Regions from separate parts of the Homo sapiens genome. Here region 1 is linked to region 2. The links are chromatin contacts, found by Hi-C in ENCODE. All regions are on one chromosome and are shown on one strand. The core of a region is the stretch at or near the end of the contact, and the rest is flanking DNA. Distances in the headings are between cores, read along the strand shown. Region 1 holds the start of ZNF638 (zinc finger protein 638). Region 2 holds the start of TEX261 (testis expressed 261).

Region 1 (5,256 bases), core at 218-2,717, 340 kb after region 2:
AACAACTTCAGTGTTCAACAACAGGCTGAATAATTGCTGAGGCAGCTATACTATGAATATTATACAATTATTTAAAAAAGGATTATATGGTTTACTTGGAGAAATGTCAGTAATCAGAAAAGCAAATAGCTAATGTGTGAAAAAAGAAAACATTTCCTGTTACATGCAAATAATGTGTTTGTATGAATATAAAGAAATGTATGGAAGGAAACTTATCAAATGTTAACATGGGTTATTTGGTGTTTAGGGGGAGCTTGTTGGCTTTTTCTTTGTTGTTTTTGATTTGTTGTCCCTAGCAGGATTTTTGGTTTGAAATGAAAATCCGATAAGATATCTTTTTAAAACGACTTTTCTTTTTAGTCTTTCAAATGCTTGTTTTAATGTGAATAAAAGAAATGCATTTGCTTGAGTGCTAGGTAAAACCGATGTGTGAGACTCAGGGTGGGTGGTGTGATTTGTGTGGTATGCATACGGCAGGGCTTGTAGCTTTACCAGATTTTGAACAATGACTGGGTTTTCATATTGGTGTAGTACAGCCACCTCGAGAAGATAAAACATTGCATAACACAGTTCTTTAACGTCTGTCATCCCAAGGTTTTCCATGGGTAAAATGGAGATTACAAATATCTACCACACAGATAGGGCTTTTTATTGTGAAATGACAAAAGGATTTTCAGAGTGTTAAAGTTTTAGCTGAATAGCTTTGGTTGAATTCTACTTTACAGTTTTGAGTAGCTATGACACACATCATTGCCATAGGGATCAAAAGGTGCAAGGTGACAGGATAAAAGCAGGCAAAATCTTGACCATACAAAGCATTATATTAACGTGCTAGGCGCGAATATAACCTGTTATAATATAATGTTGTTATTATTATTTGAGATGGAGTCTCACTCTGTTGCCCAGGCTGGAGTGCAGTGGTGCAATCTTCCCTCACTGCAACCTCCGCCTCCCGGGTTCAAGCAATTCACCTGCCTCAGCACCCCCTAGTAGCTGGGACTACAGGCGCGCGCCACCGGCTATTTTTTGTGTTTTTAGTAACGGGGTTTCACCCTGTTGGCCGGGCTGGTCTCGAACTCCTGACCTCAGATGATCCACCCACCTCGGTCTCCCAAAGTGCTGGGATTACAGGCGTGAACCACCGCGCCTGGCCATATAATGTTATTATTGAAGGCACAAATGATCAGGGAAGACTTCATGAAGGAGGTGAGACAATATAGGTCTTAAAAGGATGAGCGGTTTGGAGAGGACAGGCACAGAACCAGCAAAAGAGTGAAGACGGCGCTGGAGTTTTTTTTTTTTTTTGCCGCACGCCTTCGCCGCCACCACGCGGGAGCGCCCCTTCCGGGAGCCCGCTCCGCCCGGCTCTTCTCGGGCTTCGGGCGAGCGCGGTGCCAGCGGTACGCAGGCGCCGGGAGCCTACGAGGGCTCGCAGGAGCTGGGAGGCGCGCATGCGTGCAGCTCTTTGGAGGCGGTAGCGTTTTCGGCGTCGAGACTGGAGGCTGAGTGCTAAACTGTGTGGGGCGCGGATGGGATCCAGCTGTTAGTCGGGTAGGCATAGGTAGGACCGCTGCCCTGTGGGGAGTAGGGGGTTGGAAGGCGGAGGCCGGTATCGTGGGGGTCCTGAGCCCTTCCTGTGAGATCCGGGCCGACTATTGTATCTGTGTCGCAGCGGCTCCGCACAAAATGGCGGCGGGCAGACGGCGGGGGCGGGAGGAGGTTGGGGGACCCCCGGGATGGGAAGGGAAGCTGTGCTGTGCTGCCCTGCTCCGTCGTTTATTCACTTCGCTACCCGGGAGGGCCCGTCCGGGTACTCGTGAAGGACCCTGCCTCGAGAAGAGCTGCCTGACGCCGTTGCACTGGGCCGAGGATCGTGAAGAGCCCTTTGGCGAGGCCGAGGCGGCCCCTTCCCCAGCAGCGCCCGGCCTGCCGAGGCTGCGCTGGGCCTGACAGCCGAGGAAGCGGTGGTGAGGGAATGCCGAGCAGGGAGGAAGCGTTCCCGTCGGGCCCGAAGAGGCGGTGGAGTTTGAGCCGAGCCCTCTGACCAGCGACATTGTGCAAGAAGCGTGGAGAGAAGAGCGTGTTTGTGTTTGGGGTTGGGGAGGGGGTGTCGGGATGAAGGAGGGAATGTTAGGATCCAGCGGCTTTTCCGGGCTGGTGTTCTGTGCTGCGTAGTGCAGGTATGAAACCAAAGAAAATATCACCTCTGTGGGAGACTGAGGACTCATAAATGGTTGTGATACCTAACAGTATTTCCAAATTTCTCAGAGGAATTGTGAAAACAGAACGTTAGTGAATTGTTTTTGTGTGATTCTTAGCTTGGGCCCCGTTCTCTTAAAGGAAGGGGGAATGTATATATCACAGACTGGAATCCTTGAGAACGTTTGAAATAGATCTTTTGTTGTTTGAGGTAATTGTTAATGAGGGATACTTCAGTATTACAAAATCATGGATTGAGCTATAGAGTGAAGGCTACCTGAAGCTAATTTTTCTTAATCTTAAAATTTGTCCTTAGGCGAAGTTTGGGGCCAGGACCAGAAATTGTAGTAGTTTAAAGGAGTCCCGATGAAAAACTTGTCACCAGGATCCAGCGATTTATGTTCAAGTACTTTTTCCAACGAGCTCTGGAATTTTGCACAAAAAATTTTCTGCTTTTTCCCCTCATTTGTTGTAAAGGATTATTTTTTCAGGGATGTTGTGCTTGCTGGTTCAGATTTACAATTAAAAATTGATAACCTGGAGAAAAGGATTGACCAAAAAAAGGTGAATTTAAGGAAGTTTTCGGAGAAAAACAAACATGTAAATGACATTCAAATAGCTTTAAATTTTGTTAATGATTAGACATTTGAGACTTAGTGGACTTATGTTGCTGTCTTTTAAAAAAGTTTGACAGCATTTTATATTTTATTTTGTACTCCATATTCTGTAATATGTACTTCTAAATAATTACAGGGCGTCCCAGCATGTTATACATTAAAATATGCTGGGCCATTCCTTCCTTGGGGATTTATTTGTCTTGGAACCAAGAAAGGGTAAATATAACAGTTGGAAGAAATCACAAAATCTTATTCGTTTTTATTAACTAGTTTTCATAATGTGTTTATGGTCACATATTTATTGTATATTGGTTGTATTTGTTTTGTAATCCTTTTTTGCATTTTGTTTTGGAGGGTGTATACGGCAGGTACTCTAGGTTAAAAAGGTTTAGGTACTGTAGTTTAAAAAAGTCATCACTTTGTACTTGACTATCTTAGGGTTTTTCTTGGGTGCTCTTAAGTAGGTGATCTCCGGAAATTTTGTTTTTATGTAAGTGGAAGAAAATGAGACAAGTAGTTTAGTGGAAAGAGAATAGGCTTTGCAGTCGGAAGATCTGGATTCACATCTCCCTTTTCCTCAGTATGTGTGAGACTTTGGTAAATTATTTTAGTCTTTCTTGAGCTTTTGTTTCCTTATCTCTAAAATGGTGACATTATTACTTCCTGCTTGGGATTTTTGTGAGTGACTGTTAAGTGAGACAGTGTATGGAAAGCTCGTATTCCTTGGCACATACTAGGTGCTTAATGTTAGCTGTTACTTGTATTTCAAAATTGAAGTGCTTAGGCAGCATTGTTTGATAGAAAATTATAATCTGTGGGTATTCTCTTCTAATTAAACGGCTTAAAAGGATTTAGAGTAATAGAATTTTGGAGTTGAAAGGCCCTCTAATCTAACTTTCATTAAAATATTTTGTGCTTCTATAAACTTTTTACATGCCTTTCTTGTAGAACTTATCAATATATATTGTAACCATTTATATGATTGTTACGTTAGTCTTTGTATCTTTCCCAGTGCCTGGTATGTATTAGATGCTCAGATGTTGAGTGAATGAACTCAGCTGGTAGTCACCAGAGCCTGGACTCTAAATCATGCTCTTTCCACTGTACCTTAATGTATACTGATTAAGGTTTGGACTAAATTTGTCCAAATCCTTAATAAAATGCCTTATATACTTAGAAACAGTACTTCCAGTATTGGTACCCAGTAACATAGCTTGGGCTGTTTTGCAAGGAAACAGGCGCTAATGAATGCTGCCATGTAGTGGTTTTAGAGACTCTCCAAATTGAAAGTAATTATGTTTGTGGCTAAAGCTAATAAGCCCTCATGTGTATCCAGCTTATCTACTCTTAATTGCTTTAACTTTGTTTAGTGTTTTGAAATTTGTGATGGAAAATTAAAATGGAAGGAAAATAAGTATATAGAAGATGAGAAGAGAATAATGGAAAGGAAAAAGAGTGAGGAAAAGGTGAGATGTAGAAATAAAACACACAACTGTAATAATGCGGGTGAGGGCCGGGTGCGGTGGCTCATGCCTGTAATCCCAGCACTTTGGGAGGCGAGGTGGGCGGATCAGGTCAGGAGATCTAGACCATCCTGGCTAACACGGTGAATCCCCATCTCTACTAAAAATAGAAAAAAAATTAGCCGGGCGTGGTGGCGGGCGCCTGTAGTCCCAGCGACTCGGGAGGCTGAGGCAGGAGAATGGCGTGAACCCGGGAGGTGGAGGTTGCAGTGAGCCGAGATTGCGCCACTGCACTCCAGCCTGGGCGACAGAGCTAGACTCCGTCTCCAAAAAAAAAAACAAAAAAAACTCCGGTGAGGGTTAAGAATAATAAGGGTTTTGGTTTGAAAAGAAAGTCCAGGGTTTTGGTTTGAAAAGAAAGTCCAGGAAACAGGAGAAATAGCTTTAACGTACATTATGTTTTTTTGCTTTGTTTTTGAGACAGGATCTCACTCTTTCTCTAAGGCCACCATGGTTCCCTGCGGCCTCTACCTCCTGGGTGCAAGCGATGTTCCTGCCTCAGTCTCCTGAGTAGTTGGGACAACAGGCACACGTCCCCACACTTGGCTAATCTTTTTTAAAAAAATTCATAGAGACAAGGTCTTGCTGTATTGCCCAGGCTGGTCTCAAACTCCTGGACTCAAACCATCCTCCCACCTTAACCCGCCTAAATTGCTGGGATTACAGGTGTGAGCTATTGCGCCCAGCCTGTTTTCTTCATGGTTACCCTAAGGAACATATATTTTGGATTATTTTTTAATTCTTTTGAACCAAAATATATTTATTGTTCATTCAAGTTTTAAAAAAAATTTCCTATCTTATTTCCACAGTCGGTTAAACTTTTAGCTAACTTGCCTATTGTCTCTGCTGAGTTAAAGTTGCCAACTTTTGTTTTAAATATTTTTACCAAAAAAAAAGAAACAAAACCATTTTACTAT
Region 2 (5,258 bases), core at 2,747-5,246:
GGCTCCCTAACAAACCTCTGCTGAACAAATTCTTTGGTGAAATCACACCCAAGGAAGAAACCAGTTTTGGCTTTAACAATATGCCCTTTGTGTGGATAATATTCACCCTCCAGGCTCTCTCATAGAAATAGAAAAGTCACTCTAAAAAACCCCTAACTCCATCTGATACCCTGACTGAAAGCTAGGGTAGCCAGCAATGATGAACAGGAGCAATGGCAATCTTGGCAACCAAAATACTTTCCGAAGCCTTTTCCAGGAATATCTGTAAATACCTATATGCACCTACTATATGCCCACTGAGTCTCCCAATAGTTCTTTCAGAAACATCCTCTCTGAATAGATGGAGAAGCTAAGGCCCAGAGAGGGCCAATGATTCCCCAGGGTCAGAAAGTGGTGGCAGGGCAACGCCAAGAAGACTGGGTCCTCCACATCCAGGCTCAAGCCCGAGGCAGCGGCAGCCAGTGAGAATGAGATGAGAAGCTGCAGCCCCCAGGAGGCATTCACACCAGGCCAGAGTCTGCAAGGTGCTCACAGCCCCATGAGGCTCCAGTCCTAACAATGACTTTGGGTCAGAGGACTGGACGGACAGCTGCCTGCCTACCGGAAGGGCTTTGGGCTTTTTCTGGCCAAGTGGTTTTTTTGAGGCTGGAACTGCTCAGTTGGGGGCCCTGCCTCAGCCAATCCACAACCTCTTCTTTCCCAAACTCTCCTTCAAACTTACCTCTCTGGGAAAGCCCTCCCTGTCTGAGTCCCCAGCCCCAACAAATTCTATTCACTAGAGCCAAGGTGGGCTCTAGAGTCCTCAGCAGTAAGAACCGCATCTTCCCAACTAGCCTGGCTTCCTGGAGGACTTCAACAGCTGGCTTCCTTTTTCTGTATCCCCTTTAGTGCCCAGGATGGAGATGGGCACACCCAACCACATCAGCTGCCTCCCCAACTCTGTCCCCTCTCACCACACGACAGGATGAAGTTAGGCGAGGTCAGCATGATGAAGGGGAAGGTCTGGAGGAGGCCAAAGTAGACGAGGTTGGTGAATAGGCCCACTCCAATCATGCTGGTGGGGAAGCGCTCAAAGACGTAGAGGCCAATCAGTACAGCGGTGGAGAACTGAAACAACCAGAGGCAGACAGTGCAGGGCGCTTCTTCCAGGCAACGTTCCTGGACTCACCAACCCCCAGCCCGCTCTGGGCAGCACTAGGTTCATGCTTCAATCTCCTCATTTCACAGGTCTGGCCTCCCCAGCTAGGTTCTCTGCTCCCAAAAGGCAACATTTTTTTTTTTTTTTTTGAGACGGAGTCTCACTCTGTCATCCAGGCTGGAGTGCAGTGGCGCGATCTCCTGGATTCAAGCAATTCTCTTGCCTCAGCCTCCTGAGTAGTTGGGACTACAGGCATGCACAACCACGCCCAGCTAATTTTTGTGTCTTTAGTAGAGACAGGGTTTTGCCATGTTGGCCAGGCTGGTCTCAAACTTCTGATGGCCTCCCAAAGTGCTGGGATTACAGGTGTGAGCCACCGCACCCAGCCCATTTCTCAAACTTTTTGACAGCAACCCACAGTAAGAAAAACATCTGCCAGGCGAGGTGGCTCACGCCTGGAATCCCAACACTTTGGGAGGCCAAGGCAGGCAGATCACCTGAGGTTGGGAGTTTGTGACCAGCCTGACCAACATGGAGAAACCCCATCTCTACTAAAAATACAAAATTAGCCAGGCATGGTGGCACATGCCTATAATCCCAGCTACTCGGGAGGCTGAGGCAGGAGAATCGCTTGAACCCAGGAGGCAGAGGTTGCGGTGAGCTGAGATTGTGCCACTGCACTCCAGCCTGGGTAATAAGAGCGAAACTCCATCTCAAAAAAAAAAAAAGAAAAAGAAAAACATTTTACACTGTGACCCCAACACATATATACATATATATGATTCAAAGCTCAAATTTCAATTCTATTTATGTTCCTTTTTTTAAAAAATGCTGATTGTGACCTACTATACAGCCAAATAATGAATCATGCCTACAGTTTGAAAAACACTACTGATAAGTACCTACAGTTGTCAGTGCTTAGCAAATGACAGTTGGCTGAATGAAGGGCTAATTACTGTGCCAACACCCACAAGCTGGGCCTCTGGACCAGAGCTGAGGGCTATAGTCTTGCCTCCACTGTGAACTCCCAACCTCAGCCATGCCCAGAGTGCACATGGCTGCTGACACCAGGCGACTTGAGGGGCTGTGGACGCTTTCTCTCCAATGGCACCCCTACCCCCAGCCTTTCCTGCAGCTGAAGGAAGTCTGTCCACCAGCAGTCACCCCTATGGCTTTGATATCAGTGGCAAGGACTGTGTCTTCAGTAAGAGAAGCCTCCCATGAGACCAGGGAAGGGCGAGGGCAGCGAAGCTGTGCCGATCTTAGGACAAATCACTTGATCCGATTAGAAAGATGGCAATGAACATATATGCAAAACTGTCTTATGGCTCCTCTAAGTTTTAAATGCTGTGAGCAGAGCAAAGGGCTAAAGACAGCGGGAGAGAGCTAAGCAAAGTCAAATCTACGGTCTTGTCAACAGAGAAGTACACTTCGCTGTCACCTTAAGGACTAGAGCACAAGGCCTGCAGTGAAACAATGCCACTTGGGGAAGGCGGCCAGGGAAGATCTGGGCCCAGGAGTGCAGACCCAAAAGACAGCGTTCAGGGCAAGGAGGTAAGAGTGTATGCTCAGGAAACAGCAGAGACACAGGCCTCATCATCCATGCCAAACTCTCCCCACTTCCTGCTTTTGAGGCAGGGCAAAAGAGTGAGGAGGACTCCTGGAGAAAGATGCCACTTACCCAGATCATGTATTTTATGATCCTGCTGGTGGCCACTGTGTATTCTTCTATCAGTTCTGCCAGGTAATAGAGTCCAGCCGCTGCAGGGTGGGAGGCAGGGAGACTATCAGCCAGGGTCACTCCCACCATCCTGGTCACCCCTCTCTCTGCAGCCCAGTCCCCATCCACCCTTCATGGACCCCAGAAGGTCAAGAACAAACCAAACATCCCATGTGTTGCCCTTCCAAGTCTGGAGAAGTAAAACTTTCTTAGGGCAACTAAGGACAAATCTCATAAAAATCAACGAAAGTCTGCATTTGATGCCACAGTACAATGATAACCTCTGGCTCAGAAAACGGAATTTCACGTATTCAATAAACACCTGCTGGGCACTTGGCATGAGCCAGGTCCCTGGGCTGAGAATACAGCTGAAAAAGACAGACAAGGGTCCTTCCCTGACCCAGCTTGGGAAAGGGAAGGGGAACAGTAGGGAGAGACAGACGAGTTTAGTGTGAGAAATGCTACTTTAGGGAAAGGACAGGGCACTGCTGGACCATCAACCCCTGTGGACTTCCCGGAAAAGATGACATCTCAACTGAGGCCGAATGGGAACCAGCCAGAGGAGAAGTGTCAAAGGTGGAGAGAGCAGGGAGCATGAAGGGCCAGAGGCGCAAAGGCGGCGGTAGGCGTTGGGGAAAAGTTCCGCGCGGCAGGCCCGCGAAGAGTGGGAGCCGCAGCGGTTAGCGGTCCGCAGACGCGGGGGCGGCACTCGAGTCACCCTTTCTCGGGCAGTGCCGGAGCGGACTCTGTGACACCTGGAAGGAGCCACGGTCAGGCCGGGCTGCCAGGCTCGACAGGAGGGGCAGGATCAGGCGGGAAGGGGTTGGGGCGGCGAAGGCCGGGAGCGCCGGGCAGTGGTCCCCCGAGTGGCTCCGAAACCCCCGCGATGCGACCCCCAACGAGCACCGATGCCGGGGCGGGAGCCCGCGCGGGCCGGGGTCGTGCAGTCTCACCGACAGCCAGCGTGATGAAGGCCACCTGGATGAAGAGCGACAGCCAGCTCAGCAGGTACATGAACCACATGGCGCCCCCACCCGCCCGCTCCCCGGCCACCGGGACGGGCCTGCGCGCTTCGGCTCCGGCGACACACAGCCGCCACCGCCGCCGCCGCCGCCGCGTCCCCGCCCCGCGGACGACAGGACGACGGTGCGCCGCCGCCGAGAGGAGCCCGGCCCTAGCGCTGCCCGGGGCCAGGCTCGCGCTAGCGCCGCCCGCCGGAGAGGAGGGCCAACCGCCGCTGCCCCGCCAGGATCCCCCGCTCCACTGAGGGGAATGAATGCAGACCGCTGCAGCCAGAGGGAGGCGGGACGGTGCCCAGGGGCGGAGACGACCAAGCGCCCATACTGGGGCTCGGAGTGCAGCCTCCAGTCCCTCCCTGTGCACTCCCGTACCAGCCTGGAGGTGGTCCAGGGCCGGACAGGGCCGCCCGACCGCGCCCCAGCAACCTCCCCAGAACCTGCCTCCCGGCAGGTTGCGGACAAGTCTGTCTCTTGCTATCGCAGGTGATAGGGACAAAATTATTGAATTCCTAATATGTGCCACGCTCTGTGATAAAGGCGAGGTGTGTTCTTGTCGGAAATTTGAGCAGATAATGTAAATCATTTTATAGACGGGGAAGCCGGGGCCAAAGGAAGTTGCCCTGGGTCATGCACCTAGGAAGCGGCACAATCAGGAGTTGGGGTGATTTTAATCGGTCATCCTCCGGCCTAATTCCCCTCTAGGCTGTTCTTTTGGGGTACATTCTGCACCTTTGTATCGCCTGCACCTCACCCCTTGCCGGGCACGCAGGGCGTCCGCTAGGCGCTGGATGCATTTACTACACCTCTGGGAGGGTTCCTGAGGGGCACCTGGAACCGGTTAGTCCTTGTCAACAAGTCTCCCATCTAGTGGCGGAGACAGGCATGCAAAATAAAGTATGTAGAACAAGAGTCTAGTAGGCTTATTTCAGAATCATATTTTTCCTGCATAAAAATACGTATTCCTAAAAAAAACAATTACCGTATGATTTAGCAATTCTACTTCTGGGTATATACCCAAAAGAACTGAGAAAGCAGAGACATTTGTATACCAATATTCATAGCATTATTCACAATGGTCAGAAGAGGGAAGCAACCCAAATGTCCATCGGTTGACGAAAAGATAGACATAAAGTGCTATAAACATACAATGGAATATTATCTAGCCTTAAAATGAAGTGAAATTCTGACACATGCTACAACATCAATGAACCTTGAAGGCATGATGCTAAGTGAAATAAGCCAAATAGGGAAGGACACACATTGTATGATTCCCCTCATATGAGGTACCCAGAGTAGTCAAAATCATGGGCAGAAAGTTAAATGGTGCTTGCCAGGGTCTGGGGGACAAAGAATGGGGAGTTACTTTTTAATGGATACAGGG

Evidence for each region. Hi-C counts contacts between places; a loop is a spot of excess contacts on that map. Pooled maps may share reads with other maps.
Region 1: a loop to region 2 is called in a map of CD8-positive, alpha-beta T cell, with 15 times the contacts of the local background. The contact joins the promoter of ZNF638 here to the promoter of TEX261 in region 2. A Hi-C loop is called at or near these places in 4 of 168 maps with a recorded cell type or tissue (CD4-positive, alpha-beta T cell, CD8-positive, alpha-beta T cell and naive thymus-derived CD4-positive, alpha-beta T cell), 6 of 37 single-sample maps with no recorded cell type and 10 of 50 pooled maps.

The regions. Positions count from the first base shown.
Region 1 is chr2:71,330,315-71,335,570 of GRCh38, forward strand. It overlaps ZNF638 (zinc finger protein 638), which reads left to right and starts at 1,468. Exons shown (of 28, transcript NM_014497.5): 1 at 1,468-1,561. RefSeq lists enhancers at 1,061-1,748, 1,749-2,434 and a silencer at 1,268-1,477.
Region 2 is chr2:70,990,877-70,996,134 of GRCh38, forward strand. TEX261 (testis expressed 261) reads right to left here and starts at 3,997. Exons shown (of 6, transcript NM_144582.3): 1 at 3,812-3,997; 2 at 2,820-2,899; 3 at 954-1,107. The coding sequence starts at 3,881. RefSeq lists silencers at 3,569-3,658, 3,689-4,218 and an enhancer at 4,759-4,808.